Regions from separate parts of the Homo sapiens genome. Here regions 1, 3 and 4 are each linked to region 2. The links are chromatin loops, found by intact Hi-C in ENCODE. Cell type or tissue: MCF 10A. All regions are shown on one strand. Links, peaks and the distances in the headings refer to the core of each region. The heading gives the core; the rest is flanking DNA. Region 1 has its middle 5.9 kb from the start of CEACAM18. Region 2 holds the start of LOC105372448 (a long non-coding RNA gene). Region 3 overlaps LOC105372449 (a long non-coding RNA gene). Region 4 holds the start of LOC124904796 (small nucleolar RNA U13).

The links. A loop is a pair of places that touch in the nucleus more often than their neighbours do. Peaks named below come from ENCODE experiments on the same cell type or tissue, not always from the same donor. Only the 100,000 strongest peaks of a DNase experiment are listed, where the experiment ranks them.
Region 1: it touches region 2 in a loop (26-fold over the local background); 52 of 110 quality-filtered maps call a loop at or near these places.
Region 3: a loop joins it to region 2, with 32 times the contacts of the local background. A loop is called at or near these places in 9 of 110 quality-filtered maps.
Region 4: a loop joins it to region 2, with 8 times the contacts of the local background. A loop is called at or near these places in 38 of 110 quality-filtered maps.

Annotation. Positions count from the first base shown.
Region 1 is chr19:51,468,786-51,476,462 of GRCh38, reverse strand. It overlaps the pseudogene SIGLEC26P. Among named protein-coding and RNA genes, the nearest start is that of CEACAM18, 5.9 kb to the left of the region's middle. In MCF 10A, for the core only: a CTCF peak has its summit at 3,363 (motif pointing left); a DNase peak (open chromatin) is centred at 3,342.
Region 2 is chr19:51,779,588-51,787,635 of GRCh38, reverse strand. It overlaps LOC105372448 (a long non-coding RNA gene), which reads left to right and starts at 4,027. Exons shown (of 3, transcript XR_936049.2): 1 at 4,027-4,216; 2 at 6,290-6,459; 3 at 7,655-7,937. In MCF 10A, for the core only: a CTCF peak has its summit at 4,048; DNase peaks (open chromatin) are centred at 2,455 and 4,055.
Region 3 is chr19:52,234,670-52,242,717 of GRCh38, reverse strand. All of the region lies in intron 1 of LOC105372449 (a long non-coding RNA gene), which reads right to left. It also overlaps the pseudogene VN1R99P. Among named protein-coding and RNA genes, the nearest start is that of MIR6801, 17 kb to the right of the region's middle. In MCF 10A, for the core only: a CTCF peak has its summit at 4,767 (motif pointing right); a DNase peak (open chromatin) is centred at 4,747.
Region 4 is chr19:51,661,504-51,669,551 of GRCh38, reverse strand. LOC124904796 (small nucleolar RNA U13) reads right to left here and starts at 147; the gene lies at 44-147. In MCF 10A, for the core only: CTCF peaks have their summits at 4,146 and 4,346; no DNase peak of the experiment used is centred there.

The DNA.
Region 1 (7,677 bases), core at 632-5,631, 310 kb after region 2:
CTCCCTTGAAGCACTCCCCACATTCTGCCTCAGGTCCTGGACTCTCATGGGAGAAGCATGGCTTTGCACCATCACTGTTCATTATTCATGGCTGTGTAGTATTCCACTGGATTGGATATGGGTTGAGTTATTCAACCAATCCTCTATTTGCAATCATTTATGTCCTTTAAGTTTTGTTTTTTTTTTTCCAGACAGAGTCTCACTCTGTCCTCCAGGCTGGAGGTCAGTAGTGTGATCCAGGCTCACTGCAACCTCTGCCTCCTGAGTTCAAGTGATTCTCATGCCTCAGCCTCCAGAGTAGCTGGGATTACAGGCATGTGCCATCACATCGGGCTAATATTTTTTGTATTTTTAGTAGAGACGGGATTTTGCCATGTTGGCCAGGCTGGTCTTCAACTCCTGGGTTCAAGTGATCCATCCCCCTTGGCATCCCAAGTGTTGGGATTACAGGCATGAGCCACTGGGCCAGGCCGGGTTCTTTCAATTAAAAAACACGATATTTTAGAGCAGTTTTAGGTTTACAGCAAAATTCAGAGGAAGGTACAGAGGTTTTTCATATATCACCTGCCCTCCCGCATGCACAGCCACCCCCATTATCAACAGCCCCACCACAGTGGTACATTCATTGCATTTGATGAGCTCACGTTGACGCAATATTAGCACCCAAAGCCCACAGTTTATATTAGAGTTCTTTTTTTTTTTTTTTTTTTTTTTGAGATAGAGTCTTCCTCTGTCGCCAGGCTGGAGTGCAGTGGCACAATCTCGGCTCACTCAACCTCCACCTCCCAGGTTCAAGCGATTCCCCTGTCTCACCCTCCCAAGTAGCTGGGACTACAGGCACACACCACCACGCCTGGCTAATTCTTTGTGTTTTAGTAGAGATGGGGTTTCCCCATGTTGTTCAGAATGGTCTCAATCTCTGACCTCGTGATCCACCCACCTTGGCCTCCCAAAGTGCTGGGATTACAGGCGTGAGCCACCATGCCTGGCCCACTTTTTTTTGTACACAGCAGCATGAACAGCTTTTGCCTAGTCCCATTTGTAGATCCGTGATTAATCCCAGAGGTGAACTTGCACAGGAAAGAACTCAACCCTACTTAAATAGAGGTCTGGACTTTGCTCTCAGCTACTGGGAGGGAACTCTAAGCCCCTGGAATATCTCACCTGATAGGAATGTCTTTATTTACCTTAGTGCCTTGCCCAATAATATGACTAATATTCATAATAATATGACTAAATAGTTATATTCGTCTAATAATATGACCACCAAATAGTCTAATAATATGACTAATGGTAGGGACTTTGGGTCACTGTTGTCAGCTCTATCTCTAGAGCAGCTGAAGCTAAGATCAGCCATGTGAACAGCCATCCATATCTACATGGCAAAGCCACAATAAAAACCCTGGGCATCAAGGCTTAGGTGAGTGTCCCTGGTTGGTGACACTCTATGCATGTTGTCACACGTCATGTAAGGAGGAATTACTGCTGTCTGTGATTGTACTGGGAGGGGACAACTGGAAACTACACATTTGGAATTCACTGGACCCTGCCCCATGCTCTTCTCCCCTTGGCTGACTTTAATCTGTATCCTTTTGCTGTAATGAGACATAACATGAGAATAAGAGCTTTCAGTGAGTTCTGTGAGTCCTACTTGTGAACTGTCGAAACTGAAGGTGATCAGGGGACCCCTGAGTGTGAAGCTGGAGTTAGAAGTGAGGATGGTCTTGTGCACTGCCCCCAAATTACTGAGGACTGCTGGGTCAAAGGCTGTACAGGCTGTTTGAGGAAAGACCATGGTTAAGAGGGGGGATTCCTGGTCACACTGTCTGGTTTGAACCTAATGCTGCCACTTACCTGCCACGTGATCTCAGTTAAGTTTCCTATCTCCGCTAAGCTTTGCTTTCTACACCTGTAAAATGGGGACATTACCTTAGAAAATTAACACAGAAACAGAAAACCAATGCCGCATGTTCTCACTTATAAGTGGCAGTTAAAAGAGGAGAACACTTGGACACATAGAGGGGAACATCAGACACTGGGGCCTCCTTGAGGGTGGACAGTAAGAGGAGGGAGAGGAGCAGAAAAAATAGCTATTGGGTACTAGGCATAGTACCTGGGTAATGAAATAATCTGTACAAAAAACTTCCATGACACAAGTTTACCTATATAACAAATCTGCACGTGTACCCCGAACCTAAAATAAAGGTTAAGAAATAAAAAATTTAAATAAATTTAAAAGAATCTTAGGGTCTACAACTACTATGTACCCACAAAAATTAAAAAGAAAAAGAAATTGTTTTTAATAGGGATGTAAAATGTTTCCTCTTCATAGGGCTGTTCAGAAAAAACTACAGAAGAAAGTGTAGAACGTAGAATCCTTCTTAGCTGGGTTCTCATGTCTGAGGTCCTTATTACTAAGGAAAAAGAGAGAGTGGATACTGAGAGGAGACCAGCAACCACAGCCACAGAGAGCGTCCGATCAGCTCCATTTGGCTGCACCAACATGAAGCATTCCTTTTAGACACAGCATTGTGCCATGTCCCTGAAGAAACATGTACCTCCCTCCATCTAGACTGTGCATGGTCAGTGATGCCTAGTCTGAACAATCAGGATGAAGATGGCAGAACTGGTTTCATTCAGAGCCCATGGCATGACCCTTACTGTCTCATGCAACGACACCCTCATGAGGACCCTGCTGTTAGGAGAGGAGTGCAGGTTTGGAGGGTGCCTTGAGCTTCAAAGACTCACTCTCATTCCCTTAAGCAGACCCCAGAGCTAGACCTGACCCATCCCATCCGGGATCCCCCATAACTTGGAGAATTTCTTCTGAAACCCTGTCTCTCCAGTCAGGAGTGGCAGCATCCACTGCTCACCTATGGACAGGAAGCAGCCTGGGGAGCAGACCCAAGAGGCCCCTCAGTCTATTTCTGGAGCCCAGCTTTGTACCTTTTTATTAAGAGAGCAGAACGTCATAGTCCCTCCCAGGGCAAAGTTCTGCCTGGCACAGCCAGAGCGAATGCTAATGAACAGCCACTCCTTCCTGTCTATCTATCTTGGAGATCACAAAAAATGTTAAGTTGGGATCTCTGAGGCGCTGTACATAAGGTGGGTTTCTCACAGCCCCCTACTCTGGTTTTTGCCACAAGAGGTAGCTGTTATAACTTAATGTTATTTGTAATGTTATTGTTATTGTTAATGTCATTCTTGTTATTTTCCATCTCACTCCCATCTTTGGAAGCTGACTGGAGGCTCCTGCCTCTCACCCTCTCTATCCACTTCTTACTCCTATCCACAGGAGGTTGTACAAAGATTAGGGTGGATGCATCGCACAACTCTATGGCTCCCCCTGGTGGTGAGATGCATTTGAGGTGATGGGTTTGCCCAGACACCGCCGCCTTCTGTGTACATCAAATCTCCATCTGTTCCTCTCCCAGCAAGACACTTCTGATTGGATTTAAGGATCAACTCGATAATTCAGGATGAGCTACACTGGTCAAAAGCCTCTATATTATATACATACAATGAAATACCTTAAAAAGAAGGAGATTCTGACACGTGTTGCAACTTAGATGAAGCTTGGAGACACTATGCCACATGAAATTAGCCAGTCACAAAAGTTACCAATACTGTATGATTCCACTTATAGGAGGTATCTAGAATAGGCAAATTCATAGACAGAAAGTAGAAAGTTGGCTGCCGTGGGCTGGGAGCAGGACGGAATAGGGAGTTATCTTTCAGTGGGTACAGAGTTTCAATTTGGCAAGATGAAGACATTTCTGGAGATCAATGGTTGATAATTGCATAAGAGTGTGAAAGTACTTAATGCCACTTACCTGTGCACTGAAAAATGATTAAAATGGTAATTTTTGTTATGTGTATTTTAAGACGGATTTTAAAAAGCACTAAAGATTTGATCAGCCTCCTCATCAAAGAAGAAAAACTCATGGCAAATAATCACATGAATGGAAACATTCCCAACGCCATTTGCTCTTATGAAATCGTGGATTAGAACTAGAATGAGGTGGCAGTACATACCTATTAGAATGGCTACAAAACCAAACCAAAAGAAAAATAAATTTTACACATTCCTGATAATACCAAATATTAATGAGAATGTAGAGCAACCAGAACTCACATGTTTTGCTGGTGGGGATATGAAGTGGCACTCACACTTTGGAGAACACTTTGACAATTTCTTTTTCTTTTTCTTTTTTTAGACAGAGTCTCACTGTGTCGCCCAGGCTGAAGTGCAGTGGCACGATCTCGGCTCACTGCAGCCTCCGTCTCCCAGTTTCAAGCGATTCACCTGCCTCAGTCTCCTGAGTAGCTGGGATAGCAGGCACCCACCACACCTAGCTAATTTTTGTATTTTTAGTAGAGATGGGGTCTCGCCATGTTGGCCAGGCTGGTCTTGAACTCCTGACCTCAAATGATCCACCCGCCTCAGCCTCCCAAAGTTCTGGGATTACAGGCGTGAGCCACCGCACCCAGCTGCGATTTCTTATAACTTACACATGTGACTAAGCACCCAACTCCTAGGTATTTATGCAAGAGAAAAAAAAACTAGTGTCCACACACAGAAATCTGCATGGGAATATTTGTACTAGCTTTATATTATATTCACCAAAACCTGGAAACATTCTGAGTATCTGTCAAACAGTGAATATATACAAAATGGGGGATCTGTGGAAAACAATGAAGTATGAGTCAGCAATTTAAAAACAAAAACAAATTATTCATATATATACCCAATCACATAGCTGAGTCTCAAATGCATTACACCGAGTGAATGAATCCAAGGAATCCAAGCCATATTCTTAACTTTAAAATAACTTACAACAAGGTATTATATTACTTATTAAAACCTCAATTATTTATATAGTAAGTGAAGATACAAATAGCTCTCCATGTTAATAAGGACAAATGAGCATTTATCTAGATAATACTGTAATAAATATTTTACTAATATATGGTGCCAAATAGTATTATGTCCTAGATTTCAAGAGTTCGTTGGATGCATACGATACAGAGTGAGATGGAAAATCACGTAGCTGAACCTAAAATTGCTTTTTATCCATTAAGTTTTTTATTTTGATTTTTATTTATTTATTTATTTTGAAACTTAAAGGTATTGGCCAGGACATTTAACTGTGTGACTGTCAGGAAGGTCACACCCGGGTATAGTCAGATATGTGTCATATGATTTAGCGAGGCAAATTTCCAAATCCTCAGATAAGAGAACAGCATGACCACATTGTCTGAGACTCTTCATAGACAAGAGGGAGGAAGAGGATTAGGAAACACCAGAAAAACTAAATTCCAACAAGACAATTATAAATGCATGTCAATGCCCAAACAAGCAACTCATGAAAGAAAAATAGAGACCGGACGCGGTGGCTCACACCTGTAGTCCTAGCACTTTGGGAGGACGAGGTGGGCGGATCACCTGAGGTCGGGAGTTCGAGACCAGCCTGACCAACATGGAGAAACCCTGTCTCTACTAAAAATACAAAATTAGCCAGGCATGGTGGCGCATGCTTGTAATCCCAGCTACTCAGGAGGCTGAGGCAGGAGAATTGCTTGAACCTGGGATGCAGAGGTTGTGGTGAGCCGAGATCGTGCCATTGCACTCCAGCCTGGGCAACAAGAGCAAAACTTCATCTCAAAAAAAAAAAAAAAAAAAAAAGTAAAGAAAAAAGAAAAGAAAAATACAAATAGCCATAAACATGAAAAATGGAACCTAAAATTTTAATTTTGTCTGTATACTCATGTTGTCTGAAAATATTATGTCTTATGAGCCTCATTTAACTGTGAGCAGCATATTTTTACATGAAAGGAAATGCTAATCTCTATGAAGAGGACCTCAAATAAATCACTTCTGTCCACACTACACAGAATGGCAACATCCATGGAAAAGAAGTTTCTTCTGCACTGCAGTCCATAGAATATGTGTCCTTCCTTTTGGTTTACAAGAAGATCCTGCATGGTTCTTATTCTGAAGATGTCATTCAAATTTTGTAAATCAGCATACCAGTTGTCAGGGAAAAAAATTCAGTACTCAAGTTTTTTTAAAATACCTAGTATTGGCCGGGCGTGGTGGCTCATGCCTGTGGTCCCAGCACTTTGGTAGGCCGAGGCAGGTGGATCATGAGGTCAGGAGTTCGAGACGAGCCTGACCAACATGGTGAAACCCCATTTCTACTTAAAAAAAAATACAAAAATTAGCTGGGTGTGGTGGCAGACACCTGTAATCCCAGCTACTCAGGAGCTACTCAGGAGGCTGAGGCAGGAGAATCACTTGAACCCAGGAGGCAGAGGTTGCAGTGAGCTAAGATTGCACCACTGCACTCCAGCATGAGCGACAGAGCGAGACTCAGTCTCAAAAAAAACCACCTAGAATTCTACCATGACATACGGCAAATTCACCAGTGTCCACAGCTCTAAAGCCAGTGTGTGTGTGTGTGTGTGTGTGTGTGTGTATGGTGAGGACATGAGGCTATGGGTGGGGGCCATCTCAAGGGTGGGGACCAGGTCCCTGGCATCTTTTCTCCAGCCCCACTGACACACAGATGCTCACTGTGTGTTTGGTGAATGAATGAATGTATGAATGAGTGAATGGCTACCACCCACACTGCACCCAGGACCCTTCTTCTTTTCACTGTCCCAGACACTCCCACAGAACCTACAGAATCCTCCATCCTGCAGGACTGACTTCCTCATGACTCTAGATGAGGTTGTGACTCTCTGGGACCAGACCAGGAGTGACATGTTCCCAGGTATAAACGGTGGTGCACAAAAAAGCACCTCAGGGTGGGAGAACCTTAGACCCTCATGAGTGTCCCATGCCTCAGATGTCCCCAGAGATCCTAGTCCAGGCTCTGGTGGTGGAGGGAAGCTCTCAGATGAGAGGAAATATAAGATCTCTGCTCCTTATTTGCTCCCCTCTGGGGAGGTCTCTGGAGTCTCCCTCTGCTCTGTGCAGAGGGGATGAGCTCTGACCACGTGTAGGTCTGAGGTTTTTCTTCTGTGAACCGCCAAGTCCTCCTGCTTCTCCTCAGCCTCCAATGGGCCCTCAAACCTTCCCCTCCAATCCCTTCCCCTTCTCTCATTACACAGGGAGTCCAGGAACCCTCTGCCTAAGAGACGCTGCTGCCCCTGCAGTGGATAGGTGAGTGGGCCATGGGGAGAGGGACTCTGGGGCTGAACTGAGCTGACCCTCGTTTCTCCACTGGAGCCCTGGCTCAGGATGCAGTTTTCTAGCTGGAAGTGCAGGAGTCTGTGACTGTACAGGAGTGTCTGTGCACCCTCATGCCTTGCTCATTCTCCTATCTCCACCCTACTACACGAATAACTCTGTTCATGACTACTGGTTCCGGGAAGGAGGCAAGGAATTCTGGGACACTTCAGAGCCCACAAACAACCCAAATTGAAAAATGAAGGAGGAGACCCTGGGCCTTTTCTGCCTCTTCAGGAATCCCCAGAGGAACAACTGCTCCCAGAGTATCATAGATGCCAGAAGGAGGTGAACAATGGTTCACATTTCTTTCAGGTGGAGAGAGGAAGTACCAAATACAGGTTATAATCTCCCCAGTTCTCTTTGTGTGTGACTGGTAAGAAACCAGCTCCAGGACTGACCACAGGGGAAAGTCAAAGGGGCTGCAGGGCAGGGTAGGGCTG
Region 2 (8,048 bases), core at 1,458-6,457:
GAGGGTTCTTGATCTCGCACAAGGAAGAATTCAGCGTGACTCCATAGAATAAAGTGAAAACAAGTTTATTAAGAAAGTAAAGGAATAAAGCATGGCTATTCCATAGACAAAGTAGCCCTGAGGGCTGCTAGTTGGCCATTTTTATGGTTATTTCTTGATGATACGCTAAACAAGGGGTGGATTATTCATTCCTCCCCTTTTTAGACCATATAGGGTAACTTCCTGACGTTGCCATGGCATCTGTAACCTGTCATGGCACTGGTGGGGGTGTAGCAGTGAGGACGACCAGAGGTCACTCTCGTGGCCATCTTGATTTTGGTGGCTTTTGGCCGGCTTCTTTACTGCAACCTGTTTTATCAGCAAGGTCTTTATGACCTGTTTTTTTGTGCTGAACTCCTATCTCATCCTGTGACTTAGAATGCCTTCACTGTCTGGGAATGCAGCCCAGTAGGTCTCAGCCTAATTTTACCCAGCTACTATTCAACATGGAGTTGCTCTGGTTCCAGTGCCTCTGACATCATTACAGTACTTGCTCCTCTCTTTACCTTGACCCTTGGAGAGAGAAGGGTCCTGGACACCCAGATTCCTTGGCCCTTTAGGTTGAGAGGGTTGAATCTCTGCATCCCACAAAGACTGAGGTTGAGAAACACAGTCAGGTACTTTAGTTCCTAAATGGGCCCACAACAATCCACTGCTATTAAAACAAGTAGTATATTGGTGTGTTCTTAGGGCCATTAAAAATCAGAAGGAGCTCTGCTTTCTGTTTCCTGTTCCCCAACTGGTTTCAGTTCTCTTACTCCTCCTCCTGTCCCTTGGGCTAACTTCTGCTGTGAAAATTACATGACAGTGACTCTCTCCAGGAGATCAGGACCTAGAACTTCCCAGAGCAAGGACCCAGCTGGTGGAATATAAAATCCAGATGAAGAACATATCTCTGGGGATGGGGAGCTTGTTAAGGGCATACTTAATAGACGCTTTGGAGTACAATAGACTCTTTGGAGTGAGTAGAAGAATGTGAAGTTGAAGAATAATTTCTTTTCTTTTCTTTTTTACTTTAAGTTCTGGGGTACACGTGCAGAATGTGCAGGTTTGTTTCATAGGTATACATGTGCCATGGTGGTTTGCTGCACCCATCAACCTGTCATCTGCATTAGGTATTTCTCCTAATGCTATCCCTCCCCTAGCCCCCCAGCCCCCGACAGACCCCAGTGTGTGATATTCCCCATCCCTGTGTCCATGTGTTCTCATTGTTCAACTCCCACTTAGGAGTGAGAACATGTAAGAGATTCTAGGCAGGGCGCGGTGGCTCACACCTGTAGTCCCAGCACTTTAGGAGGCCGAGGCGGGTGGATCACGAGGTCAGGAGATCGAGACCATCCTGGCTAACACGGTGAAACCTGTCTCTACTAAAAATACAAAAAATTAGCCGGGCGTGGTGGTGGGCGCCTGTAGTCCCAGCTACTCGGGAGGCTGAAGCAGGAGAATGGCGTGAACCCGGCAGGGCGGAGCTTGCAGTGAGCCGAGGTTGTGCCACAGCACTCCAGCCTGGGCGACAGGAGCGAAACTCCGTCTCGAAAAAAAATAAATAAATAAAAACAAACAAAAAACCCTCAATCTAAGTTTTACCTCCTTTATAAAAACTAATCCAAAATGGATTACAGATTTAAATATTAAATGCAAAACTACTAACTTTTTAGAAGAAAACATAGAAGAAATAGTGAAGACTTAAGGCTAAGCAGGGAGTTCATAGACACGACACCAAAAGCACAATCCATAGAAGAAAAAAGTATAAATTGGACTTAATTAAAATGGAAAATATTTACTCTTTTGAAAGTTGCTATTCGGCTTCAGAGTCAATATAAAAATTTTAAAAACATAGCAAATCATGACATTCCCCTGCTCTTCATTCTCCAGTGGTTTCCAAATTTCTAACTCATGCTTACCAAGCTCTACCAGAACTGGCGCAGACATCATTCGGTGGAAATCTACTCCCCTTTCACAGAATAGCAGGTGAATGCAGAGGCTGTTTCAATAGATGAAGAGACAGAGAGTGAGAAATGCAAAGGCACTCAGATCAGTGATTGTAAAGATTGAGGGAAAAGGGTAATTTTGTGATTGACAGAAGGCAGCAATGAAGGTTATCAAGAGAATAAGTACAGTTTCATGGACTAGAATGGAGAGTGACTGAGAGGCTACTTTATCTTAGAGGCTCAGAAAACAATATCTTGAGGAGGTGACATGTGAGCTGAAATCAGAATTACATGAACTGCTAATGTGAAGTGTAACCACCCAATGGGTTCACCTTGCCGGCTGCCTAGACAGAGTCAATTTATCAAGGCGGGGAAATTGCAACAGAGAAAGAGTAAGTCACGCAGAGCCAGCTATGCAGGAGACTGGAGTTTCATTATTACTCAAATCAGCCTCCCCAACCATTCAGAGAGCAGAGTTTTGAAGAAGAACTTGGTGGGTGGGGGGAAGCCGGGGAGCCAAGAGTGTTGATTGGTTGGGTCAGAGATGAAATCACAGGGAATTGAAACTGTCTTCTTGCAGTGAGTCAGTTCCTGGGTGGAGGCCACAAGATCAGATGAGCCAGTTTATCCATCTGGGTGGTGCCAGCTGATCCATCAAGTGTAGAGTCTGCAAAATATCTCAAACACTGATCTTAGGAGCAGTTTAGGGAGGGTCAGAATCTTGTAGCCTCCAGCTGCATGACTCCTAAACCATAATTTCTAATCTTGTGGCTAATGTTAGTTCTACAAGGCAATCTAGTCCCCAGGGAAGAAGGAGGTCTGCTTTGGGAAAGGGCTGTTATCATCTTTGTTTTAAACTACAAACTAAGTTTTTCCCAAAGTCAGTTCAGCCTACACCCAGAAATGAACAAGGACAGCTCGGAGGTTAGAAGCAAGATGGAGTTGATTAAATTAGAGCTCTTTCACTGTCTCGGTCATAGTTTTGCAAAGGTGGTTTCAGAAGTTCAAGAGAAGAAATATTCCAGGCAGAGGAGTGGTTAGTACAAAGACTGTGAGACAAGAGTAAGCTTGGTGTGTTTGAGAAATAAAAATACTACTAGTGTAGTTACATCATAATAAGTGAGAAGAAACATGACGTGAGAGAATACGCAAGAACCAGATAATATGAGGCTTTCCTAGAGAAAGGCTTTAAATGTTTGTTTTATTAGTGCAATAGACAGCTATTATAGGGTGTTAATCAGGGGAGGAGCATGATGATGCTTACACTATGAAAAAGGTTTGTAAAGATGGATTGCTACAAAGCAAGAGTGGAAGCAGAAAGAAGAATTAGGAGACTATTACAGTCATCCAGATGGAGGTGGATTGGAGTCACGTGATAGCAGTGCATAGAAAAGAAACACACAGATTTGATCGATGTTTCTGACATAGAGTCAATGTGATTTGGTGATGGATGACAGTAAAAGAATCAGGAATAACTCATATTTGGTACTTAAGATATTAGGTAGAGGGTGGTGACTTTTTCTAAAATTGGAAATGATGTGGAAAACATGGCAATCAGTTTCTTGGGAAGAATCAGATTGATAGTTCTGTTTTGGTCATGCCACATAAAATACTTCAGTTAGATTTTCAAGTGGAAATGCAGAGGAGGGAGGTAGATACCAGTCAGGACTTCTTCTGAGAAGAGGTTGTGGATTATGATGGAGATTTGGGAGGGGTCATCAATGGACAGGTGGGATTTCAAGTTATAGGGACAAATTACCTAGGATGACTACATTGACACAAATAGGTGAGGGGGTCTAGAATTGGGCCCTTGGGTACACCAATATTTAAAAGTCAGAAAAGGGCCAATCAAGGAAATTGAGAAAGAGAAGTCACTGAGGTGGGAGGGAAACCAAACACGAGTGATGTCACCAGGAACATTATCTATTCAAAGATGAAAGGACTGGTCAACTGAGTCATATATGCTTAGGGGCATAAGATTCCACTGTTACCTGAGAGATGGTAGATTTCCCCCCATTGGATTCTTAGCCAAGCACCAAATGTCTGAACCTGCAGTGCGGTAACATGGCAACAGATGTCACTGTTATCCATAATAAGAGTAGTCCTGGTGCAGTAATCAGGAAAGGAACCCATATAGAATGGGTTGTTGTGAAAATGTGAAATGAGGAAGTAGAGAACTGAAGTGGTAGTGGCCCTTGTATTTGCTGTCAAGGAGAACAGAGATTGGTTGTAACGTTCAGAAGGAGGTTTGTGCTACAGAGTTTTTTTTTTTCAGTTAGATTAGAGAACATATTTTATATACATATATATACATATATATACACATATATGCATATATACACACATATATACACATATATACATATATACACATATATATACATATATACACATATATATACATATATATATGCTGATGGCAATAACAAAAAATTTAATGATACAGTAGAGAGAGAGAGAGAAAAAGAGAGACCACCTCCATCTCTTCCTCTCAATACCTACTCATTTATATTAGTTAATGTTTTATCATTCCTCTGTTTTTTCTCAGAATATGTGATTTTTAATAGAAAGTACAGAAGCGATAAAAGTAATATGACAGTTTTTAAATAGAGCAAAATATAAAGCCTTATTTCAATGAGAAATTAAGTAGATATTATTGGCGTTTCAAAACACAGTTCATAATTACAGAGTTTCCATAGATAAATAAAAATAATTAGTGTAAGTACCTGGGATGTCAGATGATAAAGAATCAAATGAGGAATTTTAAAGCAATAATAATTATGTTCGGTTTTTTACAGAGCAGTAGACCTTTTTTCCCACCTCTCTGGGGGGAAAGCACTGAAAACATATATCAGTCAGGGTTCTACCAGGTAAATAGAACTTATATATATATATGAGATTTATTGGTTTATGAGACTTTGGAAGCTGGCTCAGTAAGTCTGAAATCCATAGGGCAGACCATCAGGAAGGGAAGGCTGGAAACTCCCAGGCTGTAGTTGATGCTTCAGTCCACAGAGAGTTTCTTCTTCTTCATGGAAACCTTGGTTCTGCTCTTAAAATTTCTCAATTTTTTGTTTCAGGCTCATTCATATTATAAAGTTTAGTCTGCTTTACTTAAAGTCAGTTGGTAGTAAATGTTCATCATATCTGAAAAGAAATTCACTGCAACATCTATAATAATTTTTGATGAGGAGGACACTATAGCCTAGCCGCATTGACACACAAAGCTAACCCTCACAGTCCATTCTTGTCATCCAGTCACCCATACACGTTTCCTTAAATCATGTTTATTTTCCAAAGAAAGGTAAGAACAAAGTCCTCCTTCCTCCTAACATGATACACCTATCTTCCTTATAGCCAAAAATGCACTGACTCTTTCTCCAGAAGAGGATGCAGAGTCCTTGGGTGATGTTTCTTCTTCTCCTCCTTCTCCTTCGTCTTCCTCTTCCCCTTCCCCTCCTCCTCCTCCTATACTTCTCCTCCTCCTCCTCTTCCTCTTCCTCTTCTTCTTTTTCTTTGTCCAGGCTGCAGTGCAGTGGTGCAATGTCACCTCACTGCAACCTCCGCATCCTGAGTTCAAGGGATTCTCCTGCCTCAGCATCCCAAGTAGCTGGGATTATAGGTGCACAGCACCACACCAGGCTACTTTTTATGTTTTTAGTGGAGACGGGGTTTTATCACATTGGCCAGGCTGTTCTCAAACTACTGACCTCAAGTGACCTACCCGCCTTGGCCTCCCAAAGTGCTGGGATTATAGGCGTGAGCCACCACACCCAGCCTTCTCTCTTCTTTTTGATCTCCTCTAATATAAACACCATGATTTAAAATTACCTATTATTAATACATTTTATGTTATGTGATAATGAGACAAAAGAGGAAAGAAAACAAAAATTTTTGAAACACACAAATTTGTTCATGACAAAATAAGAAATATTCATTAAAATGATAGTCTTCACTTCTGTAACTGATTCTGCGATCATGGTAGTATTTATAACTACCATCTTTCACTCCTCAATCCATTTTCCATTTTCCCTCAACTAGTACCTCAGTTGGTCATCATCTGTGCCTAGTGGGGAAACCCAAACCTTCATTCCTGAAAGATCTGGGGCATTACAGTCCTGCTTGATAGAGCTGTGGTTTTACATGGACTTTAATAACAAAACAAGGTGGTACTCAGAGCTGCCCTAATGGGTCTGTCATATTCCAGACATGTTCTTCATTATCTCTATATAATATAGTAGCATACCAATTTCCTTCTTAGTAGCCAGGATCAGTCACCCCATCCATACAGTAACTCCCTTCTTTGCCTGCTGATTCAGAGCAAGAGGAGCCCAAAGTAGTGATGGGCAGTGGTACCTTCCAGTTCAGTAGAAACATTGTTGTGTCGCTGGGTGGATACATTTCTTCCTTTGGAACCAAGACCTCTGAGCCAACACAGCATAAGGTCATGAGGATGGGAAGCAGAAATTTTTCTAGTGGATCACTAAAGGTAATAATGAGTGATACAATTCCCATTTCTACCCCTTCATTCCTGGATCCTTGGATTCTAGTTATGGGAGAGAGAGCACCATACACTGAGTGCTGATTTAGAGTATGTATAGCTTCCTAAAGGATATTGCTCCAGCCCTGCAAGGTATTGCCTGCTAGCTGGTACTTGGGTAAGTCTTCAAAAGGTCATCCTACCATTCCTTCAAGCCGGCTACTCAAAATGGACAATATGGTAGGACCAGTGAATTCCAGAGTGTGGACCCATTGCCACAGTTTATTTGCTGTGAATTTAATCCCACAATCAAACCAATGCTGTATGGAATGCCATGATGATGGACAAGGCATTCTGTAAGTCCACAGATGATAGTTTTGGCAGAAGCATTATGTACAGAGAAAGCACATTCATGTTCAGAGTTAACATCTATCCCGATAAAAACGAGGCTCTGCTTCTCCCACAAGGGAAGTGGTCCAGTGTGTTCAACCTGCCACTGGGGAGCTGGGTGATTACCCAGGGAATGGTGCCATATCAGGGACTCAGTGTCCATCTCTGCTGTGGGCAGATTGGGCACTCAGCAGTGAGTGTAGCCAGATTGGCCTTGGCAAGTCAAAGTCCATGTTGCTGATCCCAGGAACAGCTTCTGTTCCTGCCACTGAAACTGTAGAAGCAGGAAACATGTTAGAATGATCAAGGATAGAAACTAGATTTCTCTGAATGTATCTACTTCCTCTTATGGTTTTTTGACTGTAACAAGAACGGGATAGGAGGTGCCAACTGGGAAGAAATTGTACTTGATGTACAACAGCATAACCTATATAAATTTTTAAAATCTTGCCCTTTCTTAAAACTGGGCTTGAAATTACATTCCTATTCCCATAGTCTAGATACCCATCGTGACTGGTAAAATGTTTACCGTGATTTGACTATCTAGAATGATCTCTAGAGACAGTGGCAGACTATATTTTCCACTGATATCTATGTTACATATTTATCTCATCCCACATGTTGTCTGTACAGGTAATTCACACTCCTCCCACTCCTTCCACAGAGAAGTGAGGATTTTTTCCCCCTCCTCTTCAATCTGGACCAGGACTTGTGACTGCCCTGACCAATGGAGTATGGCAGAAGTAATGCTATATCCCTTCCAAGTGTAGTTCATAAAAAGAATGAAACTTCCATTTAACGCTTTCCCCCTCAGATCACTCATCCTGGGAGATACCATCAGCCACGTTATGAGACTACTCCAGCAGTTCTGTGGTGAGGAAGCAACTTTCCAGCAACAACTCATTATCTATGGGATTATGTCACCTGGAAGTGAATTTTCTAGCCTCAGTCAAGCCTTCAGATAATTGCAGCCTCAGCTCACATCTGACTACAAACTCATGAGAGATTTCAATCCAGAAACACTCAAGCCAGAAACTTCCAAATTCCTGACCCAGAGAAATTGTAACAGATAGTAAATTAGATTACTATTGTTTTAAGCCATGTTTTGAGGGTGATTTGCCTGCAGCAATAGATAACTAACACAGGGACAACCTGGTATAATATTAGCTCAAGTGTGACTTAGAATAGGTGAAACATTATGAATTGCC
Region 3 (8,048 bases), core at 1,768-6,767, 450 kb before region 2:
ACAAAAATCAAAGAAGGTATACATATCACATTACAGCAGTGATTCCCATATCGTAAGTGCTCTTTAAATGTTATACATTCAACCCTAGAAAGCCTCTTTGCAAAACAAAACTTTAAATGTTTCTCAGTAGAATACGGGTTTTTCCATTGATATTATTAATGGATAATATCACCTCACCTACACTTCATGTTCTCTGCAGGATCTTCTGGCTCTAAAGATGAATATCAGTCACTGGGAACTCGCAGAATGGCCTCCAGGGAGTTGGCAATAGGAATGATCTACTTGTCGTAGAATTTTGTTGGAATCCTGAAGAGTTTCTGTCTTCTTTACTATTATGTCTTCTTTTACTTAACAGGATGCAGGTTGAGGACCACAGATTTGAATTGGAAGCACCTGATTATAGCCACTTCTTACGCATTCTGTTTAAGGGTATCCCCAAGACACACCTCTGTATGCAGCACCAAATCAATGTCAGATTTTATATTGAATAATTTCCTTCATGATTTTGGATTCTGATTTGCTATCCTCACAGAGTTGGTAGGGTGTGACCGTTGGCACCACCTGTGCCTGCAGTGTTTCAAGCCATCATGATGAGCCCCAGGAACTCCAGATGTATAGAATTTAACATAAACTATCCTAAGTATATGGAGCTTTCTATTTTCCTCTACTGGACCTTGAATATGCTGATAAATATGGTTTTACCCTATGCGTGTGATTGCCAAACAGCAGCAGAAACATTACAAACAAAACAAGATAGGATAGTTTTCTTCTGTATTCAGGACAAAAATCAAAGAATCAGCATATATAGCATTGGTATTATTCTCTTATGTTTCTTGCTGTGGCTGTTAACCTGTGCCTGCGTCTTCATAAATTTTATCTGGTACAGACACAAGTGGAAGCTCACACACATTCTTAGCACCAATATCCCCACCCTGAACTTCTTTTAACTCTTTTCGGTGATATGTATTATTATTTTTTATTTTTTTAATAGTTTTTTTAAAATTAAATTTTAAGTTCCAGGATAAATGTGCTGGATGTGCAGGTTTGTTACATAGGCAAATGTGTGCCGTGGTTGTTCGTTGCACCTATCAACCCATCACCTAGGTATTAAGCCCTGCATGCATTAGCTATTTATCCTGATGCTCTACCTCCCCTCCACCTCTTCGACAGGTTCCAGTGTGTGTTGTTCCTCTCCCTGTGTCCATGTGTTCTCATTGTTCAGCTCCCATTTATAACTGAGAACATGTGGTGTTTGGTTTTCTGTTCCTGTGTTAGTTTGCTGAGGATAATGGCTTCCAGTGATATGTATTTTGATTAAGTCAAAGACTTATTATAGGTTATAAATCACAGTTCCCTGGAATTTCACAAAAGAACATAACTCTTTATGCAGCACATGGATGAGGAAACAATACTGCCAGTTCACCAGAAGTTCCTCTGTGCTAAGTCACTATCCTCAAGGCTGTCGTTCTGTTGGAACTATTTGTAGAAGTGTTGCTGTCAAGATACTGGTTTACATTTATTCCAGTATTTAAGAGATTAAATCACATTTGTCTGTTTGCTACTTGATATAAATGAAATCAGCATAAATTATTTCATATTTGGCTCCTATATTCCATAAGAATTTTTTGTGAATATATCTTTATGATTATGGTTTTTGTTGTTTGTTTGTTTGTTTTGATATGGAGTCTCGCTCTGTTGCCCAGGCTGGAGTGCAGTGGCACGATCTCATCTCACCACAACCTCCACCTCCCGGGTTCAAGCAATTCTCCTGCCTCAGCCTCCCCAGTAGCTGGGACTACAGGCATGCGCCACCATGCCTGGCTAATTTTTGTATTTTTAGTAGAGACGGGTTTTCACTATGTTGGCCAAGCTGGTCTTGAACTCCTGACCTCGTGATCCGCCTGCCTCAGCCTCCCAAAGTGCTGGGATTACAGGGTGAGCCACTGTGCCCGGCAACAGAGTGAGACTCTGTCTCAAAAAAAAAAAAAAGTTAAACTCCAAGACACATATGCATCAGTTTCTTCAACCCAGGAACAAAAGAATAACTGAAAATTGCCCTGCAAAAAAGGCAAATCAGTTTTATCCTCAGACAATATCTAAATTCATGTAGTATTAGAGCTTTCTACATGAACTCTAGAGTCGCTGAAACTCAAGCTAGTAAGACATTCATTGGCTGAATCCCAAGGAAGAAACTAGGGTTTCCACAAGCACTGCTAAGATAGAGGAGAGTCAATAGAGGAAGAAACCCACTACAGCATTTTCTCCTACCTTGAACAGAGGCAGTTATGAGTCCTACATCCAAATAGCCACCTCTGAGACCCTTCTCTTCCCTATAGGTTCTCCCCCTCTTCCTGTAATGTCAACCCGAGACTTCACTGGAGACTGAAATTGCAAAGACTAGTTTAGAAATAGAAATTTAAAAAATAGAAGTGGGCTGGGTGTGGTGGCTCACGCCTGTAATCCCAGCACTTTGGGAGGCCGAGGCGGGCAGATCACCTGAGGTCAGGAGTTCAAGACCAGCCTGGCCAAAGTGGTGAAACCCCGTCTCTCCTAAAAATACAAAAATTAGCTGGGCATGGTGGCAGGCACCTGTAATCGGGAGGCTGAGGCAGGAGAATCGCTTGAACCCGGGAGGCGGAGGTTGCAGTGAACCGAGATCACACCATTGCACTCCAGCCTGGGGAACAAGAGCAAGACTTCATCTAAAAAAAAAAAAAAAAAAAGACTAGAAGTGAAGTTGTTTTGAAAAAAAATCCCCAGGATTTCTCTTTCTTTTTGTGACAAACTCTGTTTTAATTCCATTTCTTTAGATTCTGTATTTGTCTGTTTGGCACCTGTCCATCACAGGGCCAATTATATTTATTATATTTCCTTATTTTCTGTGTTCTTTGGTGCTGTGACTGTGTCTTCCCTGACTGGGTAGAGACTGCCCATCTTGGGGCTAGCACATTCTTAGATGTAGAAGTGGGTTTCCTGGAGCCAGCCTTTCCTATTAAAATTTACCCACCCAGAGCCCATGCCCCAACCCTCTCCATGTCAAACTCTCACACACCAAGCCAATATTCTGCTCTCCTAAGTCAACACAAAGCCAGGTACCAGACAACTAGGAACAGCCCCTTTCCCCAAGGCCCTCAGGAATGCCTCAATCTGGCCAATCCTGAACTGTGCACCCTGCTCTGCCCTGCCTTTCCTTTAAAAATCCCATTGGCCTCTCTGTGTCATCACTCAGTTACTTTTCTAAATTAAGACCCATGCACTGAATAATGTCAGAGCTAGAAGATAGAAGTCTGCTTCTGATGTGGTGAAAATTAAGAACAAAGGGATTTTACAGAAGGTTGAGAAAAATGCCCTCTTTGGTTAAATCCTGTAATTTTAGATTCTGTGAGCATCAGAAATCAGGAAGCAAGATCCAAAACATCTATGACTATAATATGAAGCCTCACACATGTGCAGTGATTTATATTTACCACCTCCTTTCACGTGCAGAATGCCCTGTGAGACTCACAATATCCCTGCGAGGAATGCTGGCAACTGCTATATCACTGGAGGATTCAGACTTAGAAAAGTTAACGATTTGTCCAAAGACAGCAACAGGAAGTTCTGCGTCTAAAACCAATCAGTACTCTTCACACTACATCTCAGCAGTTTCCCTCTAATGGAGAAGACCCCTTGGTGACTTTGTTATCCTTTAATTCCTGAAAATGGGCAAACAATAATAATGGGAGATGTACGCCCAGATTCTGCTTTCTTTATACCTCCCTGTGAAACCTCTCCTTTCTGAGAGGCTCAAGCTGTAAGAACTGACATCCTCAGAGACTGGCAACCTGGAACTCATGAGGAGAGATTATTAGAAACTCATAGAGGTGTCAGCATTGAAATGGGAGATTCTGCTGGGTGCATTGGCTCACACCTGTAATCCCAGGACTTCAGGAGGCTGAGGCAGGTGGATCACTTGAGGTCAGGGGTTCGAGACCAGCCTCAGCAACATGGCAAAGCCCTGTCTCTATTAAAAATACAAATAGCCAGGTGTGGTGGCGGGTGCCTGTAATCCCAGCTACTCGGGAGGCTGACGCAGGACAATCACTTGAACCCAGGAGGCAGAGGTTGCAGTGAGCCGAGATTGTGCCACTGTACTCCAGCCTGGGTGACACAGCGAGAGTCTGTCTCAAAAAAAAAAAAAAAGAAAGAAAGAAAGAAAGAAAAGGCAGATTCTTGCCTTGTGTGTTAATCTGCTCAGGCTGCCATAACAAAATGCCATTGACTAGGTAGCACAAACAACAGATATTAATTTTCTTAGTGTTGTGGAGACTGGAAGTTCAAGATTGAGGTGAAGGCAGGCTTGCTGTTTTCTCCTTGGCATGCAGATGGTCGCCATTATGAAGTGTCCTCAAAGTCTTTATGTGCACGACACTCTGGTGTCTCTCTCTGTGTCCATATTTTCCCTTTCTATAAGAACATCAGTCAGATTGATTGGACCCCACTCTAACACCCTCATTTTAATTTAATCGCCCTTAAAGGGTTCTATCTCAAAACACATTCTAAGGTACTGGAGATTCGGGGCACTTCAACATTTAGATTTGGGTAGCAGCACAAAATTTTTCACATAACACCTTTCAGTGATCCACCCTTTGGCCCCTTTTGGCTGAGCAAAGTGGCTTATGCCTGTAATCTGAGCACTTCAGGAGGCTGAGGTGGAAAAAATCCCTTGAGCCGAGTTCAAGGCTGCAGTGAGCCATGATCGCCACTGGGTGGCAGAGCAAGATCCCATTTACTGAAGCAAAAAATGAACTAATCAGGGAATTTAGGATACCCATCACATTAAATGCTTATCATTTCTTTGCGTTGAGAACATTTTAGATCGTCTCTTAGCTATTTTGAAATGTACAATAAATTATTGTTAACAATAATCTCTACTGTGCTAACAGTAGAGCTTATTCATTCTAACCATATCGTTGTACTAATTAATCAAAATTTCTTCACCACCAGCACCCCAACTTTTTGCTGTACAGAAGTTTTGGATATAATCCCAATTGTCTATTTTTGCTTTCATTGACTGTGCTTTTGGGGTCATATCCAAAAATCATTGCTTGGACAAATATGATGTAGCTCTTCTCCTATGAATTATTCTAGTAGTTTTATAGTTTCAGACCTTATGTTTAAGTTGTTAACGCATTTTGAGGCAATATTTGAATAAAAATCGGATTAGAAAACCCCAATTTTATTGTTTTTCTATGTAGATATCCAAATGCATCCTTCCACATCATGTGTTCTTGGCACTATTGTTGAAGTCAGCTGACCATGAATGCATGGGCTTATTGCTGAGCTCTCTATTCCATCCCATTGGTCCATCTGTCTGTTTTCATGCCAGTGTCATATGTTTTGATTAGTATAGCTTCATAGTAGATGTTGAAATCAGGTAGTGTTATACCTCCAGCTTTGTTTCCTTTACCCAAGATTACTTTGGAAAATTTGGGGGGTTTTGGGTTTCATATGAATTTCAAGATTGTTTTTTCTATTACTGTGAATAATGCCATTAGAATTTTGATAGGGGTTGCACTGAATCTGCAGATTGCTTTGGTTAGTACGGACATTTTAACACTATTAATGCTTCCAATTCCCAACCACGACATATCTTTTCATTTTTTTTGTATATTCTTCAGTGTTTTATCAACATTTTATAATTTTCTGTTTACAGGTTATTCACCTCTTCAGACAAAATCACTTCTATGTATTTTATTGTTTTGCTGGTTATTGAAAAAAGATTGTTTTGATTTCTTTTGCAGAGAGTTAATTGTTAGTATATAAAAATGCAACTAATTTTGCTCACCAATTTCTTATCTTCAAACTTTTTAAAGTTCATTTATTATCACATTATTTCTAACAGTATTTTTGTTTAGTCTTGAGTTTTCTGTGTATAAGATCATTACTAAACAAGCATAATTTCACTTTTCTTTTTTATTTGAATGCTTTATATTACTTTTTCTTGCCTGATTGCTCTGGCAAGAACGTTCACCACTATGTTAAATATAAGTGGTGAGAGTGTGCTTCCTTGTCTTGTTCCTGATCATAGAGGCAAGGCTTTCAACTGTTCATCTTTGGGCATAGTATTAGCTGTGGGTTGGTCATATGTGGCGTTTGTTGTGCTGAGGTACATTCCTTCTATACCTAATTTGATGAGAGTTTTTATCATGGAAGAATGTTGAATTTTGTCCAATGCATTCAGTGAATCTGTTGAGATGCTCATATGGATTATGTTTTCATTCTTTGTATGTGGTGCATCACATTCACCGATTTGCATAGGTTGACCCATCCTTCATCCAGGGATAACCTACCACTTCATTATGGTAAATAATCCTTTAATGTGTTGCTTTTTTTTTTTTTTTTGAGATGGAGTCTCACTCTGCCACCCAGGCTTCACCTCCTGGGTTCAAGTGATTCTCCTGCCTCAGCCTCCTGAGTAGCTGGGAATACAGGCACCTGCCACCATGCCCAGCTAATTTTTGTATTTTTAGTAGAGACACGGTTTCACCATGTTGGCCAGGCTGGTCTCGAACTCCTGACTTCAGGTAATCCACCCACTTCAGCCTCCCAAAATGCTGGGATTACAGGCATGAAGCCACCGTGCAGGCCAATTTTTTTTTTTTTTTTTTGCTAGTATTCTGTTGAGGATTTTTGTATCTAAGTTCATAGGGAATGTTGACCTGTAGCTTTTTCTTGTATTATCCTTGTGTGTAGCTTTGGCATCAGGGTAATGCTGGCCTCAAAAAAGAGAATGGAAATGTTTTCTACTCTTAAATATTTTGAAGGAATTTGAGAATGATTGGCATTACTCTTTTCTTAATGTTTGGTAGAATGCTGCAAAGAACACATCATGTCCTGGGCTTTACTTTGATGCAAGTGTTTTATTACTGATTGAATCTCGTTTCTCATTCTTGGTCAGTTCAGATTTTTAATTCGTTTTCGTTTTTCTTAATTTTATTTATTTGAGATAAAAGTCTCCCTCTGTTGCCCAAGCTGAAGTACAGTGGTGCGATCTAGGCTCACTGCAACCTCCACCTCCCCGGTTAAAGTGATTCTTGTGCCTCAGCCTCTCAAGTAGCTGGGATTACAAGCATGCACCACCACACCCAGCTAATTTTTGTATTTTTAGTAAAGACACGGTTTCGCCATGTTGGCCAGGTTGGTCTCAAAACTCCTCACCTCAAGTGATCTGCCTGCCTCAGCCTCCCAAGGTGGTGGGATTACAGGGGTGAGCCACTGGCACCTGGCCTAATTTGTTTTCCTCAATTCTGCATTAATGAAAGATACTTTCTATTTCCTCATGATTCAGTCTTAGCAGGTTTTATCTTTCTAGGAATTTCTCTACTTCTTTTAGATTGTCTAACTTGTGGGCATATAGTTGTGGATAATGTTGTCTTATGACCTTTTGTATTTCTGTGGTATTAAGTGTAATGTCTCATCTTCCATGTCTGATTGACTCTTCTTTTTTCTTGGTTTGTTTGGCTAAAGGTTTGTGATTTATCTTTTCAGAAAAGCAAACTTAGTTTCAAGGATCTTCTCAATTGTGTTTTTCTGCTCTCTCATTTTTTTCTGATTACACTGGATCTTTATTACTTCCTTCTTTTTACTGACTTTGAGTTTAGTTTGCTTGTCTTTTTCTAGTTCCTTAGGGTGTAATGTTAGGTTTCAGAGACCTTTGTTGTTGTTGTAGGCATTTATTGCTCTGATCTTCCCCCTTAGAACTGCTCTTGCTGCTTTCCACAAGATTTAGTATGTTGTGTTTCTATTTCTGTTTGTCTCAAGATACTTTAAAATCTCTCTTGTGATTTCTTTTTTGACCCATTGTTTGGGAGCATGTGGTTTAATTTTCCCATATCCCTCCATCTTGAAATTCCCCGTTATTGATTTCTAATTTTGTCCCATTGTAGTAGGAACTAATACTTGATATAATTTCAATTAAATTTGATAAGATTTGCTTTGTCTTATCTATATGATCTGTCCGGAGAATGTTCCATATGCCTGAGAAGAATGATACTCTACTACTGTTT
Region 4 (8,048 bases), core at 1,711-6,710, 120 kb after region 2:
TTAACATCTACTTCTGAAACTATTCAGAAGCTTTTTTTTTTCCATTCAGATGAGTAATATGCCGATGTTGTAACAAGGAGTGAGGGAGGCACATCTTATACACGAGCCTGAAAACCCAGTCCTCACACTTATGAACTACAAAAGGATCTAGAAAGTAGCTTTTCAAGCAGTAAACAAAGATTCAATTTGTGGTATTGTTTTAATTAAATTGGATCATCAGCTTGACCAGATTTCCCAAAGAGGAAGTAATCCTTTCCTTGTATTAGTTTCGATTAGTGAGGAAGGAACCTTAATAACTTGGCAACATCACTAAAACTAGGACCTTTTTTTTTTTTTTGAGTCAGAGTCTTGCTCTGTCGCCCAGGCTGGAGTATAGTGTGGCATGATCTCAGCTCACTGCAACCTCCGCCTCCTGGGTTCAAGCGATTCTTCTGCCTCAGCCTCCTGTGTAGCTGGGACTACAGGCACACGCCACCACGCCTGGCTAATTTTTGTATTTTTAGTAGAGACAGGGTTTCACCATATTGGCCAGGCTGGTCTCAAACTCCTGACCTCGTGATCTGCCTGCCTCAGCCTCCCAAAGTGCTGGGATCACAGGTGTGAGCCACCGCACCCAGCCAACACTAGGACCTTTTGCTGGCAAAGTGAGCATCTATTTAGTACCAGAACTGCGCAGTAAGGTGAACAGAGAAAAAGGTAACAGCTAAAAGTACTGAGAAATCATTGTTCCCATACTCTAATGTAAAATGTTAAAATTTGACTCCTCCACATTTTTAACTGTTTATGCCGAGCTAATTTTAGTGTTTTGAAAAGTTGTAAAAATGGTACAGCAAATTCCTGCAAACCCTTCACTGAACTTCCCTAAAGTTACTCTCTTATATAACCACAGCATAATGTTCAAAACCGGGAGATGAATATTGGTGCAATACTGCTAATTTCACCATATGTTTTAAAAATAATAAATTATTCAGAATCCTTTTATATAATTCGTGGTCATTCGGATTTTCTTTTTGTGAAGTTTGCTGCTATTAATGTGTGTGTCCCTCTCTACTCATATGTTGAAATTGAATCACAATGTGATAATATTAGGAGATGAGGCATTTCAGAGGTGATGAAGCAATGAGAGTAAAGCCCTCATGAATGGGACTGGGACCTTTAAGAAAAAGGCCCCAGAGTTCCCCTTCAACATGTGAGGACACAGCCAGAAGTCCTCATTTCTACAAACCAGGAAGTGGGCCCTTACCAGACACCTAATCTGCCAGTGACTTGATCTTGGACTTCCCAGCCTCCAGAATAGTGAGAAATAAATTTCTCTTGTTTCGAAGTGGTATTTTGTTTATTTGTGCTACTTTCTTAACAGCAGCCTGAATGGACTAAGGTATAAACTCAGATCATTAGTGAATTTTTCTATTGAATTGTCTAATATTTTTCTAGTTACATTTATAGTTCCCTTATAATCTTCATTCAATGAGAATTATTTTCAAAATATTTATATATTTATTTTAAATAACAATGATAAACCCCTCCCCGACCTTTTCTTTTGAGACAGAGTCTCACCCTGTCGCCTAGGCTGGAGTACAGTGGCGAGATCTCGGCTCATTGCAGCCTCCACATCCTGGGCTCAAGCGATTCTCCTACCTCAGACTCCCTAGTAGCTGGGACTACAGGTGTGTGCCACCACACCTGGCTAGTTTTTAAATTTTTCGTGGAGATGGAGTTTCACCATGTGCCCAGGCCAGTCTCCAACTCCTGAGCTCAAGCGATCTGCTCATCTCAGTCTCCCAAAGTGCTGGGATTATAGGCGTGAGCCACCACATCCGGCCCCAATGCATGTTATATGTTAATTGTTAACACAATTAATATATTTAAAGAAAAATGCCTACATTTTCAAAAATGAAAATCAATGTAAAGACTGACATTGCTTTACATTTTTTGCAAATCTCTTTCATATCTGGCTTAAGGGAAATTGATTTTACCTAGCTGCTTCTTTGTTCAATTTGTTGTGATTTTTAAACATTTGTCCTGTACTCAGTGGTGTTGGCAAACCAAAGTTACTCAGCCATTATCAGATTGATGGGCATTAACGTTATTTCCAGTTTTGCTGCCACGAATAATGCAACAATTAACCTACTTGTATATTTACCTTCTGTAGTGCTGCTTTTGTTTCAATAGGGTAGATTCTTAGGAGGTGGATTTTGAGATAAAGTGAATGTGTGGGAGTATTGCTAATGGATGATCCAAAATTGCTTCTACATGTAAGGGTACTCTTTTCGTCACCCCCATGCCAACTTAAAGGTGCTCACATTTCCTCAGATCCATGCCAGCTTAAGGGTGTTATAATTTTTCCAGTTCATAGGTGTAAGATGACATTTTATTTTGACTCAAATAAGCACTTTTCAAACCGCTGGTTAATTTGAGCAGTTGTTTCATGTTTAGCCTTTTGGATTTGCTTTTCTGTGAATTCTCTAATCACATTCTTTGCTTGTTTTCTATTGGAATGTTTGTCTTTTTTAAAACAAATTCAATTTGTAAGAGTTCTTGCTGGAATATAGATCTTGGCTTTTATCTGCCATATATATTGAAAAATTTACCATCCCTGACCCCTTAGTGCACTGATTTTGTTTTTGGTACATTTTACCATACAAAATTTTTTTATATTCACATAGTCATTTATGACCACTCTTTTTCTCCACAGCTTCTGGGTTTCTTCTCTTGGCTAAGAAAGTTACCATCACAGCCACATCGTCTCCCTCCCTCCCTCCCTTCCTTCCTTCCCTCCCTCCTTTCCTCCTTTTCTTCCTTCCTTCCTTTCCTTTCTCTTTCTTTTTCTTTCCCTTCCCTTCCCCTTCCTTCCTTCCATCCTTCCTCCCTCCCTTCCTACCTTCCCTCCTTCCTTCCTTCCTCTCTTTCTCCCTCCCTCCCTCTCTCTCTTTCTCTTTCTTTCTTTCTTTCTCTCTCTCTCTCTTCTTTTCTGTGTAGAGACAGGGTCTCCCTATCTGCCCAGGCTGCTTTTGAAATTCTGGGATCAGGTAGTCCTCCCACCTTAGGCTCCCAAATTGCTAGGATTACAGACATAAGCCCCCACATCTGGCCTCTTTCCTACATTTTCTTCAAATTCTTTCATGTCTTTTCTTTTTGTATGTTTAAGCCTGGCATGTATTTTTGTATATAGTCTGAGATGAGATAGAAGTTCAATTTTATTTATTTTTAGATGGGCCAGGTTTGCCAAGCCCATTTAAGTTTAAATTAATTACAGTGAAACAACACTGAAAATTAAGTTACTTGGTCACACTAGCCATACTCAGGCACTCATTGGTCATAATGATGAAACTCTAAAGCTAGAAATGAGGCAGAGTCCCACTATTACCACAATTATCATTGCATTTGTGGTGTTAGGAAAGATAGCCAGAGAGAAAGTTGAAATAAGGTATAAATGTGAGAAATGAAAAGATAAGATTGTCATTTTTGTAGACAACATGAACATCTACCTAAAAAAACACATGAGAATTTACAGAAAAACCTTAGAACTAATAATCAAGTTCTCAGAAATACCATTTGACCCAGCAATCCCATTACTGGGTATATACCAAAAAATATAAATCATTCTATTATAAAGATACATGCATGTGTATGTTCATTGCAGCACTAATCACAATAGCAAAGACATGGAGTCAACCAAAATTCCCATCAATGATAGACTGGATAAAGAAAATGTGGTAAATATACACCGTGGAATACTATGCAGCCATACAAAGGAATGAGATTGTGTCCTTTGCAGACACATGGATGGTGCTGGAAGCTATTATCCTCAGCAAATTAACACAGGAACAGAAAACCAAACACCACATGTTCTCACTTAGAAGTGGAAACTGAACAATGAGAACATATGGACAGAGGCAGAGGAACAACACACACTGGGGCCTGTCGGAGGCGCCAGGCGAGGGAGAGCATCAGGATAAATCGCTAATGTATGCAGGGCTTAATACCTAGGTGATGGGTTGATAGGTGCAGCAAACCACCCTGGCACATGTTTAGCTATGTAACAAACCTGCATGTCCTGCACATGTATCCTGGAACTTAAAATTAAATTTAGAAAAATAATCAAGTTATTTGATTTGGCAAGATATAAGATAAATACACTAATCAGGATCTTGTAAAGAATCAACAAGTAAAGTTAGATCCCTACCTCATACCATACACAAAGCCATTTCAGATGGATTTAATCTGATTTTGAGGTGCTTTAAATATGAACGAGAATGATTTTTTCATTATAATTTTTTTTTTGAGGCAGAGTCTTGCTCTGTCGCCCCTGCTGGAGTGCAGTGGCATAATCTTGGCTTACTGCAACCTCTGCCTCCCAGGCTCAAACACTCCTCCTGCCTCCCAAAGTGCTGGGACTACATGCATGAGTCACCTTGCCTGGCCTCATTATAACTTTTAATTGGTTAGTTTTTTAACGTAAGAAAGTTATTGATTCTTATAAATTAATTGCACAACCCAATTTAAATGGGGGTGATTTTGCCTTCCCCCCAGGGGACATTTGGCAAGGTCTGAAGACATTTTTATTTGTCACAACTTGGTAGGGGAGGGAGTGCTACTGGTATCTAGTGAATAGAGGCCAAGGATGCTGCTAAACATCCTACAATGCACTGAACATCTCTTCTGTCCTCCCACAACCAAGGCTTATCCAGTTCAGAATGTCAATAGTGATAAATTGTAAAACCCTTTTGTAACTGATACTTTAATGAGTTACTGTGTTGCCTGTAATCCTTTTCCCAGTTAATTTTGAATTTCCCAGACATATAATCATGCTAATTGCAAATAATAAAGATATATCCTTTCCAGGGTTGATACCATTTATATGGTTCTGTTTTGTAATTGCATTGGGCTAGCACTCTCGGAGCATTGTTTGCAGTGCACAGCTGAACTACATTTCTCTATTAGGGGGTTCCATCATGATAGGAAGTCCTCCTTCCCACCTCTAAGGACCTAAAATCTAGATACATACTTTCCTGGAAACCTAGTGGCTAGCATGCAGGTATCTGACTAAACTTACACTGAGACTTTATAAAGACATAAAGAAGGGCTCAGTACTCATTTTGATGGCACTGAACTGGGCTGTCCCTAGGGAAACTTGGAGATAGTTCTTCTTTCATTGTTTCCTTGGGTTCTGACCCACTTTCTAAACTTGGTACTTTAGCCTTTTCATTGAATCTGTCAGCTGCCCAAGGTCTTATGACTGAATTCTTTTTTGTTGCTTAAGTTAACCCAAATTGGTTTCCTTTGCAACCAAGAACCCCACTGTTAGAATGTTAAATAATCATTGTGATAGTTGGGTGCCATTGTCTTGATCCTGACTTTGTTGGAATTGGTCTCTCATTTGCATTCACGTGTTATTTCATTCATGAAACAGATTGAAATCTATGAATTCACTCCTTTACCTCTAGTTGCAATCCAGTACTACATGGGTCTTTGTAGTTTTCTGCCTTCCCATATGTGTAAATCCCTTCTCTGAGAATGAGAAACTCGTTTCCCATTAATCATGATATATTTACTCATTTGTTCAGTCAGTCTCCTGAGTGTAACTAGTCCCTCATCTCAGCCACTGCTCCTCTCCAGCATGACTGGCTCCTCATCCTGCTTGGTCCCACTTCCCACTACTGGGGTGCCCTCTGGCAAAGGACTCCACTCACCCTGTTCAAGCTCTGACACCCATAAGGGGCCATCCCTGTGTGCAAACACATGTAAGTGCCCTCCCTCCGCAGGTTCTGACACTCCCCTCTGACATCCCTGGGTAGATACCCTCCTCAATCTGCTTGGAGCTCCCCATTCCAGATGACCTCTGCGCAGCTATCTGTCTTGCTCTGCCCCACCTGTTGGCTTCAGGGTTCTATTGATCAGAAAAGGAAAAGAAGTGGTGAGGAGGAAAAAGAAAGGAAGAGGTGAGGAAAGAAGAAGAGGAGGATGGAAATGATGAAAGAGGAGAAGAAGAAGGACAAGAAGAAGGAGGAGGAGGAGGAGAAAAGAAGAATGAGGCCGGGCGCGGTGGCTCATGCTTGCAATCCCAGCACTTTGGGAGTTCAAGGCAGGCGGATCACAAGGTCAGGAGTTCAAGACTAGCTTGGCCAACATGGTGAAACCCTGTCTCTACTAAAAATACAAAATTAGCTGGGCGTGGTGGCACATGCCTGTAATCCCAGCTACTTGGGAGGCTGAAGCAGGAGAATCGCTGAACCTGAGAGGCGGAGTTTGCAGTGAGCCAAGATCATGCTACTGCATTCCAGCTTGGGTGACAGAGTGAGACTCCATCTCAAAAAAAAAAGAAGAAGAATGAGGAGGAGGAGAAGAAGAGGAAGAAGAAGAACGAGCAGGAGGAGGAAGAGAAGAAGTAGTTTTGAATATATATATATATATTTGGATTATAGATATAGATGTATATAATTTTTTTTGAGATGATGTCTCACCATGTTGTCTAGGCTGGTCTCGAACTTCTGGCCTCAAGTGATCCGCCCACTTTGGCTCCCCAAAATGCTGGGATTACAGGCGTGAGCCACTATGCCCAGCCTCTGGGTATATTTTGAATGTAGAACTGAGAGGATTTCTGACTGGATGCAGGGTGTAAGAGAAGGAAGAGTGATAAAAAAGACTCCAAGATCCTTGGTCTGAGCAGCTGGAAAATGGAGTTAACATTTACTGAGATGAGGAAGAATGTAGGAGGAGCAGGCTTGGAGTGGGTGTCCAGAGTAAGGTTTGGACACGATGAATTTGAGACGCAGAGTACATATCCAAACAGGCAATTAAATGTATGGATCTAAAGCTGCAAACTGAAGACTAGAATGAAGATGTATATTTGGGACTTATCAATGTTTGATAGTATTTAAAACCTTTGGACTGGATGAGATTGCTTTGGGAATGAGTGAAGATGCCAAAGAGTAGTGATCGTAGGACTACGTCCTGGGGTGGCGGGCAACATAATGTTTTACATAGAAGCATTTAACTGCTTTTGGCTTTGTAGATTAGGTAGACAGGTAGGTAAATATAATATATATATAAATCTAAGATTAAATATAATATATGTAAATCTAAGATTATAAATATGTAATTTTAGATTAAGCAAATAATCTTATATAAGGGAATTTTGGGGGAAAAGTTACTATATTTTATGACATGCCCTTTCGACATCTAACAAAATGATATCATAGTCTCTTTTAATCTATACACAATTTATTTTAATAGATTTTCTAATATCCAATCATCTCATTATTCTTAGGTAATATCCATTTTAACATGGCTTATTTATTTGTTTGTTTATTTATTTTTAAAGAGATATGAGTTTTTGTGTGTGTGTGCGTTTTAGCCTCCAAGACCTCAGAAAGACATGTGGTCTCGCTGTGTCACCCAGGCTGGAGTGCAGTGGCCCCAGCATAGCTCACTGCAGCCTTGAACTCCTGGGCTCAAGCAATCCTCTGACCTTAGCCTTCCGAGTAGCTGGGACTGTAGGCTGTGCCTCCACATTCAGCTGGTATTTTAAAAAAAATTACTGGAGGTTTTTATCGCTAAATTCCAAATATTTGGAATTTCCATGTCAATATTCATAGGGAGATTTGTCTATATACTTTTCCTTTTCTGTATTACCTTGTTAGGTTTTCATGTTATGTGATGCTCGCTCTGTACAAACAATTGTGAAGCTCTTTATTTTTCTCTTTCGTTTACATTATATCAGAATTGTCTGTTGATAGCTTGAAATAATTTAATATGATCCTGTCTGTGTATATTAAAATTGTCAATTGATTTAATACGTCTCTCCTTGAGAATATTTTTTTGTAATTTACATGTTCCTGAAAAATCATCAATTTATCCCGAGTTTTCTAGTTATTAGCAAGAAGTTAAATGAAGAATTCTCCTGATAATCTGACTCCTTCGGAGAACCTTCCCTTTCATTACTTCATTCTTTGATTCTTTCCCTTTCATCCTGTGCGATTTTCCTGAACTTGGACTCTGAACCACTGGCTTTTGTTTTCTGTGTGCCAAGTATTATATTTCACGCC